2 separate regions of the Homo sapiens genome follow, and region 1 is linked to region 2. A link is a contact called in ENCODE Hi-C or POLR2A ChIA-PET data. All regions are on one chromosome and are shown on one strand. The core of a region is the stretch at or near the end of the contact, and the rest is flanking DNA. Distances in the headings are between cores, read along the strand shown. Region 1 holds the start of LUADT1 (lung adenocarcinoma associated transcript 1). Region 2 overlaps STXBP5-AS1 (STXBP5 antisense RNA 1).

Region 1 (5,426 bases), core at 1,072-3,571, 240 kb before region 2:
TATAAAAGTGAGACCATCATAATACAGCCTGCTTTTAGAAAGCAATCTTTTAAAAAGATGGCTCTTAGGTAGAATTTCATCATTTTACCTAATTCTAAAAGATTTTAGCCAAGCCTCGTAACTAGATAACTAGATTAAATCTGTCATAATAAAATTTTATATTAAAAGACTTTAAGAAATATGCTGCTGTGTCTCTAGTTCATATATTACTTATTTCTTTCTCATTCTCTTTTTCCTTTAACCTAATGTATTTTGTAAGGTGTGTGCTTAAATTCTGAAAGGATTGAGTTCCTCAAGGAGAAATCAAATTCCTATTAAACTTCGTGTCTAAAAGAAAAAAAATTGCTTGGGTTTAAAGAACAAGTGAAGTATGTATTTCACATTTAAAGGAAGACTTGCAATGCCCTCATTTGCTTTCTGTCAAACTAACCAGATATCACTTTATTATCAAAACAATTTTGCTGAGTGTGACCTAAGACATCTTTAAAAATAGCACTTGTATTTTTCTTTCTGATGTAAAAAACAACTCTTCTGCATGGTAAAACATTTGCAGAAGATTCTAAAGAAAGAAATAATAATTACCCACAATCTCATCATTCAGAGATATTTTAATATTTTAGTATATTTTCCCAAAATCATTTTAAAGAATATAAATTATTAATTTTATAAAATTTGGCATATTACATCAGCTTATATCTTGTCATATAAGAATTTTCAAAATATTCTTTGAAACTAAGAATTTATTGAATGCATAAGATACCTATGAAATTTGATACATGTAATGAAGTAAAAACATGATATTCACATATTATACTTTGGAAGAAAGCATTGACAATTACTGGTAAAAAGCTGCTTCTAAAACTATCCTCTCCTTCCTTCAACTTGTCAATACTTCACTTAACCTTTCTATTCATACTTAAGCTTCAAAATTCAGAGGCTTAAATGTTAATGGTATAAAGGTTTCAATGGTGTTGATAAGTTGTTCTGAGTAAGATAAGAAAGTGTGTTTTGTTGTTTTGCTCCTGAAAGGGAGGAGAAGATAGGAAGGTAAGAGGAAGCCAGTCAAATGGCAAAATGCAGTGTGGTGTGGATTTCTATCTTTTCATCTCTTCTTCTGTCAGCTCTGATGATTACTAGATTTCTACTAAACTCAGAAATGTTTTAGTGAGTGTGATTTTTATGAAAACTGGTGATAATGCTTGATGCCAAGTGTTCCTGTTTAGGTTGACATGGAGTGAAATAAACACTGTAAAGTAGATGCCTGGACAACGGATAAAAGGTTTTGAAAGGATAAGCCCTCAGGAACTACAAAATATGATGGGAGGGCTTTGGGCCACTACCAGCCATGTTGTAGTTACATTCCTTGTCTTGAGTCCCATGGATTTCTCTTTGAAATGGACAGATTTATGTTTAATTTTCCTCTATTTTCCTACAGTAAGCTATCTCTTTCTCTTTCACACTCCTCACATTCCCATCTCTGAGATCTATCACCTTTGATCTTTCTATCTCAGTAATTTTTGAGTCCTTTTCTTCTTGCACCAGCATTTTCTCTGCTTGGAAAAGCCTTCCTGTTGGTGGTTCCTGTCTCTACCTATCTGGCAAAGGCTCCTGGCTTTTCCGGGTTCTGATTGTAACTGGATCATGATCACATTGCTTACTGTGTTCCTTCCTGGGTTCACAACATACAACTCATCCACTTAAACAAATGGAGAGAAAACAGCAATGCTTTTCAGACCTTGTGTTTGTATTTTAGTCTTAATTCAAATTTATCATTTGTCTCTACCACACCCCCTTAACTTACTTTGTTCAAGTTGAAAATTACGGTTTATCACATTTTTGGGGGGAGAAGGGAAGAAAAAGAATTTACAAAGTGTCACTAGATGAATTAGTCCTACAGTTTAGTTTGAATTCCCGGTCTCAATTTTATATTTTGTCTAGAAAACGAAGCATTTAAGAGTTCATTTTTTAAGTGTTTATGGTGAAGAGTTAAAGAGTTTTATAAAGTGTCTATGCTACAAATACTATCAGAAGAAGAACTTATCATGCAAAAATGGTTGCATGTTTATTCTTCCTTGGAGAATTGTTCTTCACCAAAAACCCTGTTGCAAGAAGCAGTTAGGTACAGTTAAGAGCTTGTTGTGCAGAACTCAGGTTACTTCATATCCCTTTCAAGAAGCTGTGGTCTGCCTCATCAAAATGCTTTCTAACGACTGTGAACAGTAGATTTCTCCACACAACATCTTAAGAAAACTTATACTTACTTGGAAATTTGCTGTAAGAGGATTGCTGGTGTGGATTTGCTGAACGGAAACCATTTCTGCCTTCTAGAAAAGAAAAGAAAATAATGAAGAAAATTTGCCTTAACCACGCTCAAGCCTAGCTATTTTCTCTGAATGTTTCTATTCACTTTACCAGAATATGTTAAACAAATATTTATTGAGTGGCTACCATTTTCAGACACTGTGCTAGAAGCTGAAAGAAAATAAGACAAATAGATTCCTTAGGGCAAGATCATGGGATTTGTATTTATGTATATTTGCTTAGTATCTTGGTGCTATCAGCTAAGACTTTAATTTTTTTTTATACTGCATTTTCATTGCTCTACATGCTGGCTTTCACTAATAAAATAACTTGTGACTTGGCAGATTATTTGTAAATTTTCTTAGCCAGTCTGCAAAGATAATAAAAAAGAAAAATTCCATTTTAGGAAACTCATTTACCTTGTACTACTAGGATAAACTGGTCTTCCATGCTTAGACAAAAACCAAACAAACAAAAATAACAAAATGAAAAAAATAAACAGTGTAAGACTTTTTACTTTTTCTTTCTGTGAAAATTAGTTACAGTAGGTAGTACTAAGAAAATAAGCACCACATAACAAATAATGATTATGTAGAACAAAAGAAAATATATGGTTATTTTCTAATAATGGATTTTAGGATTACTTTATAAAAGAAAACGTTACATTAAATGTAAGGCTTAGGTGGTTATGGTGTGCTACAGGAACAAAGTTCTGTATTCTTGGGTAAGAACTTTATTCTCTTGTGAATTAGTTGATTGGCTTGAAAGACTGAGCTGTATGAACTAAGCTCTATGCACAAAAAATAGAAAATAGAGTTCACTTCCTCCTATTTGCCTTTAGCTGAAATTTTATAGTTAGGCTCTCAACATTCATGATGTTAGTCCTTCAGTCAGCCAATCAGTTAGTCTTTTGGTTACATTAGATCTTATACCTAAATAGTTTTTTAAAAAATGATAAACTTATTCAAAGAATAGTTTAAATTTCGATTTGTAGTTTGAACATTTATGCCAATTAATCAAACATACAATCTAGCACCTATTGGGTTAGGTTGATTTATAGTTATAATCCAGATGTCAGATAGGAGAAGAAACTTTCCTGCTTTTAAAAAGAAAAATGTAAGATTCAGAGACTTTCCCATTGCAAAGGTCTTTTGTAGTATTTAGAGAAAATAGGTAACTCTAAGCACAAAGCAGTCTTGTGTTCTTTTTCACAGGCTTTGTGTTTTTATTTTAGTACTTGAAATATAACATCCTATCTTTATATTGCATATCACATTTTTTCAAACTTTTACATATCATCTATTATGCTCCTCATGAGAACCCTATCAGGGAGACAAGCCAATGTTCCCCCAAATTTGCCTGGCAAGTAGTAGAGTAAGTAGTAGAGCTCACGGACCTGGGCTTTAAGTTTAGGGTTCCTTAAATAGTGTTATACAGATTGATCCTCTACGTTGTTTTAATGCTGGAAATTTCTTCTAGTGGGACACAAGAAATAAAGAATTGATAAGCTTTGTGAGATGTACCACCAAAACACAGACCTACAGAAGATTTTCTTTTCTTACAAGCCAAACTCTTTAAGTGCCTTAAAATAGCTCAAGACATCTGAGTCAAGGTCTTAAAATAGCTGAAGAGAGGTTCCACTGGATTACAGGAATCTCCTGCCTCTAAAAACTATGTATAAGCCTCACCCAGGAATACCTGAAGTGACATCCAGAAAGTTCTGAAGAATGCAAAAATAATTACTCGATCAGTCCCTTCTTAGCCTGTTTCTTTGGAAATGACTCCAGAATATTTATGCACTCTTCCTTACTGGTGCCCTTCTGGGAACAGGACGTTCTTGCACTGGTATATGCTCATGTGGAGATCTGAGGATGATGCTAGTGGAACCCAAGAGAGAGAGTTACACTTGTGACTCATCACAGTTTGATATCACATGAGTGTTCCCAGTTTTTGCCCTCTTCCTGACCTACTCTCTGTCTCTGTCTCTCTCCTTGCGTTTATCTAGAGAGTGTTCTTTTACCTTTTGTGATGGGAGAGGAGAAGAGTGAGAAGGACTCAGAGGGTTCAGTAGTTTTGGAAAGCCTTAGGAATAGTTCTTGGGTTTGGTGAACGTGGATGGATGGAGAAAAGGAGATTGCAGATGAGTTTGAAAGGATGCTTGGTCATCCCATCTTACTCCTCCTTAGTCCCAGTAGAGAGCCTATACACCTGGGCTGAGCTGCAGCTGAGGATGGGGCAGGTGGGCAGGTGGCTGGGTGTCAGGGGTTCTAGGCTCTGCAGTTGGCTGGACAGGAAATGCCAAGTAATCTCCTCTTTGCACTGGACCACAGCTTGGAAGCTAGCACTGGAGAGTGCTGGGGTAAGGAATTAAATGCAGAGGATATTAAGAAGATTCTAATGCAGTCTGTATATTCTCAGGCAGAAGATCAGTATCAGCCCAAGTTGAGTTAGCCTGCTCTTTCTGGCACTGCAGGAGCTGAAAAGGGCCTTAATGGTTTGCCTGATGCCTCTCTACTCCTGACACCATGAGGGCAGACAGAGAACAGGAAGCAGAGAGGCTTTTGTCTGCTCTCTGAGAGCAAAAGATGAAGACATCAGCTGGGGTTAGGAGTGGCAAAGCCATGGTGAAAGAGAAAGGCCTTTATCATTCCCCTCCTCTTCCCTTTCCTGTGCCATTTATTCCCTTCTACCTTCCCAATGCATTCCTAGACCTGACCTGTGCTGAGAGAAGCAGAGAAGAGAGCTGGGAGCAGTCTCTGAGTGTGGGTGCCTCAAATGCATTATTACATTAAGTCCAACTCCAACCTTGGTGGTAGGTTTGTTTGTTCCAGACTTATATGTATGGAAATAGATTCAGGGACGCAAGGAAACCTGCAATCACCACAAAGTAGAGATACCGGATCTCCAGTACATTGATTTTGCTGTGCTTGTGGATTGAGGTTGCTGGGGGAGAATGAGAAGAGATTCCGGTCCAAGCCAGTGGAGAAGGAAGGAGAGAGACGGGAAATTCCAAATATTGTACTGGGAGAGAGAGGAAAGTTTATTCTTATCATTAGCCATAGACAAATTGTTTTTTGCATGTTTTGTATGTATGTATTTGGGAGTTTACCTGTGTTTATTATCTC
Region 2 (5,722 bases), core at 911-3,410:
TTAGTTGGAAATGATGTAAATAACATACAGGATTAAAGCCTACCTGGAACTGAATCCCAACCTTGAGGAAGTAACAGAACTTCCTTGGTTCTCAGTGTCTAGAGCAATGGGGATAGTGCCACATCTCATATAATTCTTAAGGACATTCAGTGAGAAAACAGATAAAGAGTTCCTGCTATTATATCTGGCAGATAGTACTTGCTCTTTGCCTCATCTCGGTCAGTCATCCATAGTTAAACTTGAGTAACTCTTATTGAGCAAGCTGTTTTATTTGTTACATTTCTGCAGTTGGTTTTCCTTTTAAAATCTGGACTGGGGCTGTGGATTCCTGAACAGAGCTGGACCACAGCTCTAGTGTGGTACTCTGATAGGAACAAGAGCCTTTTGGGAACAATACATTCACTGAAGGTGGACACAGATGGTCACAGGTGAACATTGTGGGCGGCAAGGTCAGAGAGGTCAATGCTTCCAGGACAAAGCTAGGGGCCTATCCTGTGCTCTCTTACTGCCATCTCTTCCACGTTTTTCTAATCTTCACCTTTATCATTTTTTTTATTTTCACATATTCTAACAAAAATGCTCTCAATCCATGATAATTTTCTTGGCTTTTTTTTTTTTTGCATATGAGAAACATGCTGCTATTCTGACCATTTTTGTGCTAATCATTGATTGCTGCTCACCCACTTGAGATATGGTTAAATAGTTACCATGGACTGAATTAGCCCTTTCTGTTTATTGTTGAGGAAGAACAGATAATTTCATTCCTTTGCTATCTCAGTCATTTACTATTTAAGGTCGACTTTTCAGAATTTTGTTCAAAATGGTTACTTTGAGTCAAATACTACTTTTTCAGTGGAACTGCTTCTTGGTTCTTCACTGGAACCCACATCTACTCTTCCATCTTCAAATAACAGGAAAATGGAAATTTGTTCCTGTTGCATTCTTCACCCTCAGAATTCATCTGTTGTGCTGGGTCATCCAATTTTCTATTCTTCCCTTCCCCAAAAGAAGTGGCATAATCCAGTGGATGTCTAACTTAACACACAAAGGCAGAGAAAAATGGGTTCTAGTTTATTCCTTGGTTGTTGGGAGGTGGAGGAGTTTGACTTACTCCATGACTCACTTTTCTCATCTGTGTAATGAGGATAGTCATTCTAACATAACTTCCTCCATTTCAACTTCCTGCCTGGACACTTTTGTTGGAGCCTGAATGCAAGAGCCATTCTCACTGGGATGCCACAGCTCTGGAGACTTCTTATAGATGTTGTTTGGAACACTCCAGGCTTGGAGATGGGCCTTTAGACACTGCCTGTAGTACTGCTTAGCAACAGCTCTACAGACATAAAGAGATTGCAGTGGCTGCTCCTTCCTGGCTCCACCATTCAGCAAGAGCTCCACAGGTAATCTGATGACCATGATTGTAGCAATAAGGCTCTATGGCTTAGAGTCTTGGCTCTGGAGCACTTTAAAAGATAGAGTCAGAATTTAGTTGTTTGGGCTCAAATAAAATTTGACTTTCCAGAGTACTGAAAATAAAAGAAAATGTTTATTTCTAGTATTTTTATTGTAAAGTGGTAAAAACTGTCTCAAGATAGTTGTAGGTGCTGAAGTGATCAAGGAAGTAACTAGTTATAAGCAGATTATAAAAAACTAAACCTATGGTAGCCAACCTTTGATTCTCTGTATCTCAAAGTGACCTCTCTCTGAGGACATTAATTTGAATCTTCCTCTGGTGTGATGAAAAAAGAAATTCTTATTTTCATTTTGCTTTGTAAGGAATTTCTTTACCCTTTCCTATGCTTATCAGCATATCGTTTTCAAAATCAGCTTAGCAGACCGACTGTGACCTTCCAATTGAAATGAAACATCTTCCTTTTTATCAACCGAAGGTTGTGGCTTTTGGCATGAAATTACCCAGATGGATTTATTAATTTTAGCCTCTTAACACAGACTCACTCAGACTCACCTAACTGATGAGTTTCCAGATAATAAAGAAAAAGACCATTTTAGAATAAAAATAACAACTCAGAGTCTGAACTGAATTTGCCTGGAGAATTTTCATTGGTTCATACCGGATGACTCACTTTACAGTAAATTCCAAGTCTGTGGCCAGAAAATTTGTGAGTCTGAGTCAGATAGACAAGAACCTTAATAAAACAGGAGCCAATGGCCCTGGCATTCCGCTCAGCAGTGCCTTGAAAACACAGGCACTAATAAACTGCTTTGTGAATTGTCTTTCTGGGAATATCTGTATGTTGCAGAAGGCTCGTTCTCCCTGCAGAAGCCTCTATGCTCTCCTGTGAGAGGGCTGGGAAGCAGGACTTGCTGTGCTCTTGTTCTTTAATCACTTGTGAGGCAACACAGGGTAATATTATTGTATCATCTGGCCAGCTGACAGGAAGAGATTAAAAATTATTTCAACAGCAATACATTGAAACTCCAAAGTAGTCCAGGGCATTGCGGTGACCTTCAACGAACCCTTGCTATATGACTCAGAAGCAAGATGCAGCCAAGTTGGGGCCAAGATGGATTTTGAGAAAAGGCAAATTCTGACTTTTCTGCCTCACTGGATTCAGCATCTCCTGCTTACCCAGAGCTGTCTGAAACAGCACGAGAAACTAGCGGAGTCTCATAAAGTGTGTTACTAAAAAAGCTTAGAGGACATTTATTTTAAATGAGAAGAATTACTGCTCATGGTGGTTTAAAATCCTAATGGTCACTGTGGGTCTCCTCTGAATACCAAATCTCCTTGTTGAGCACTTGCTGTGTGCTTCTCGACAAAAATGGAAACCCGAGTCAAAAGGATAGCCTTGAAGTCTCTTTCCTCCTTTGTCCCCTCCACGTGGCAGAGCGTATTTTTGTAGTTTGAGATCAAGTCTGCCAGCTTGCATTAGCATATCATCCGCCTGGTTACCAAGAAAATGTGCCTGAAGAAGAAAAACAAGAGCGTGTTCGCGGTCATTAGGCTCACATCATGAGCATGAATCAGCAGTTTGGAATTTGCGAGGCTGGGGCTGAAGTAGGCTGGGGAGCCAGCAGAGCCAGCAGAGTGGGCAGGAGAACTCCAGGCTGCCTGACTGCCCCTTGCCTCCTCCTCAAGTGCAGCGCAGCCACCCCTGGTTAAGGAAAAGGCTGAGAGACCCATGACGCAAGGATGTCCTAATCCCTGCATGTCTGCGTTTTCCTGACTTCTTTAACAAATGTTGACCATCTGTAAAGGCAAAAAACGCCTTTGATAGTAGTTATATATGAATCTTTGTATTTGAAAGAAACAGAAATTAATGCAAAAAAATTAATTTACTCTGATTTGCTTTGGACATTTTCTATCATTGGTGTTTGAAAGCAATACTAGTATGCAGATACTAGTGTGGCTGATTTATGCCATGCACAATAAATATACAAGAGATGAAAGATAATTTTAAACTCCTGTAATGCTAGCAGTAATGTAGATAATTGACAATCTGTCTTTTCGCTCCTACACCTCGTGTGCATAAAACAATGCCCACCTTGCAATAAACACTCAGGAAATGATTAATAAATTAAGTCTGTCTTTTGTCTTTCCTACATCCTTGTGTTACAACATCTCTCTGTGTGTTTGTTCCACAAAATGTCTAAATGAAGTCATAGCTGCATTTTTAAAGCACCGTGTTGCTTTGCATGTACCTTTTCATTATCTTACTAAGCTCTCACAAAACACCCTTTAAATCTTCACTTATCAGATGAGAAAACTAAGGCACAGGCAGGTCAAGTGACTTACCCAGAGTGAGGGGAGTTACTTGACGGTAGAGGCAGGACTTTAACCCAGATCTCCTGGCTTTTCAGGGCTTTCATGCTCTCCCACAATGAACAAGGCTGTATCAGTCAAAAACTCTCTCCTAGTTATCGTGACTTTGGGTGAAGACTTTGGGCTACGGTGTTGCATCTCACAGGAAGTCTGTGATCAGGGGCAATTGATCATTTGACCCTATTGTCAGTCATGAACCCTGCAGAAAGCTTTGTTTTATCAGACAGCTGTCTAAAGAAGCAGAAGGTTTAGAGCAGTTGCCTTCAGAAGCAGCACTTCCAGGAGACAGGGAGGGCTGGAGCAGAGACAGGGTGGTGTTCAGGATTGGGCACCAGGAACGTGTAGATGCAGAACCCCCAGGTGTTCACAAGAAGGGCAGCCAGGAAGGGACATGGGCAATGCTTGGGCCAGACCACACTTCCTTCTCTGTTCTGCCTGTGTCATCTTCTCTTCCTAATCTGTGTGGGTTGCCATCATTCCATGGCTCTCCTGGGTGATTCTCTAGGGCCCATGACTTAATGCTGATGGGATTAATTTTAATGGCTCTACACAAAGTCAGAATGCTCTTTTAATAATATACTATTGATTTTCTCCATGCATTGGGTGTAAGCTTATTTCTGCATGGGATTCTGTGGAGCAATAGGAGTTTACATTTATATTCAAATCTGGCAGCCATACGTCAGGCCTCCTCTCAGGATGAGCACAGACCACTGTGGTGCACCACTATGAATCTGTATAATGAAAACTGCCTTTGCTACTTTCCTTTTTCATTTTAGGAAAAGGAAATACATTTTGTATACATCAATGAAATTATTAGAATACCCTCTGATACAGAGCTCAGCTCTCTTGGGAAACCAGACCTCTTATGGGTGAAGAGAGAAATAAAATATTAGGAAGCTAAATCATATGTATCTTTATCTTGGCTCTTAGCAGCAAGGCAACTTTATAAAATGTGATTATGAATTATTGAAATTTTTCTTAAAGACAGAAAACTATAAATAAAAGTCATCCAAAGGAAAAACATTGCCATGATTTATGTGCATTCTTTAAATAATTCACCAAGAGGAAATTAGAAATATTTGTTTATATGCTTGTTTGTTTATGAGATGTTTCTGTCAAAAAGAATTTAATAGGAAATCTGTTTTCACTCAAGTCCAAATTGAAATTTCAGAAATGGGCTACCCCAATGCAGAATTCATCATCATAAATGTTAAGGATTTGGGGACCGTGAAGGCACCCTCTTATCAAAACTTGTGGGCACATATGTGTGGCTGGGTGTGCCGGGTGGGGCAGCAACATGATGTCAGGTTGTGTCCTTGCTCTTCTTATTCTTTAGAGCTCTTCTCCCTCAGGATACTCCAGCTAAGAAAGTATGGACGCTTCCCCTAGTTTAGAATGCACTTCAGATGGATTCCAAGCTAGAACAAGGTCTATCTGGAGGTGAAGTCATGTGACATGAACTAATGGCTAGATTTCTACTGAGGAAGCTTGGGGTCCTTGTCTATAAGGTAAAACTATCAATATTATCAACCTCTTATGATTAGTGAGGATAGAATGACATCATGACTATGAACATCTTTTATGAAGTAGAATGTTGGGCTGAGGTCAGCTGTCTTTTCTGTCTAGAGGATGAAGAGATCCTCCTAGCTTGGCGGAATACTCTGCTCTGATGGAAGTACCATCCTGGTCCAAACATGAAAGAATTCCCAACATCAAGATTGATTGAAACATATTCAATGGGTATGTGTGATCTTCACATATGTATCTATTGGAAGTATAACAAAATTCTTCCATTTGTGTGGTGGTGAATGTAAAATTTGTATAGCGGTGAATGTAAAATCAGAATGCAAAACCAGAAAATCAGAACCTGGGCTACTCTCCACTGTCCTCCACAAATTAGCTCTGTAAACTTGGGTAAGTCACTATACCTTTAGGCCT

The links. A loop is a pair of places that touch in the nucleus more often than their neighbours do. ChIA-PET counts read pairs that join two places held with the same protein, here RNA polymerase II (POLR2A). Pooled maps may share reads with other maps.
Region 1: a loop to region 2 is called in a map of K562, with 3 times the contacts of the local background. The contact joins the promoter of LUADT1 here to the enhancer-like site in region 2. A Hi-C loop is called at or near these places in 4 of 168 maps with a recorded cell type or tissue (K562, MCF 10A, PC-3 and 1 more) and 4 of 50 pooled maps. POLR2A ChIA-PET finds 5 or more read pairs at or near these places in 3 of 52 experiments (AG04449, MCF 10A and T-cell).

The regions. Positions count from the first base shown.
Region 1 is chr6:147,155,820-147,161,245 of GRCh38, reverse strand. LUADT1 (lung adenocarcinoma associated transcript 1) reads right to left here and starts at 2,321. Exons shown (of 3, transcript NR_132442.1): 1 at 2,262-2,321. All of the region lies in intron 3 of STXBP5-AS1 (STXBP5 antisense RNA 1), which reads left to right.
Region 2 is chr6:146,911,354-146,917,075 of GRCh38, reverse strand. All of the region lies in intron 7 of STXBP5-AS1 (STXBP5 antisense RNA 1), which reads left to right. Among named protein-coding and RNA genes, the nearest start is that of LUADT1, 240 kb to the left of the region's middle. Within about 2 kb of position 2,160, at least 29 of the 41 ENCODE cell types and tissues checked have a DNase peak (open chromatin) inside an H3K27ac peak, as active enhancers do; they include PC-3 and endothelial cell of umbilical vein, where a contact is called at or near this core.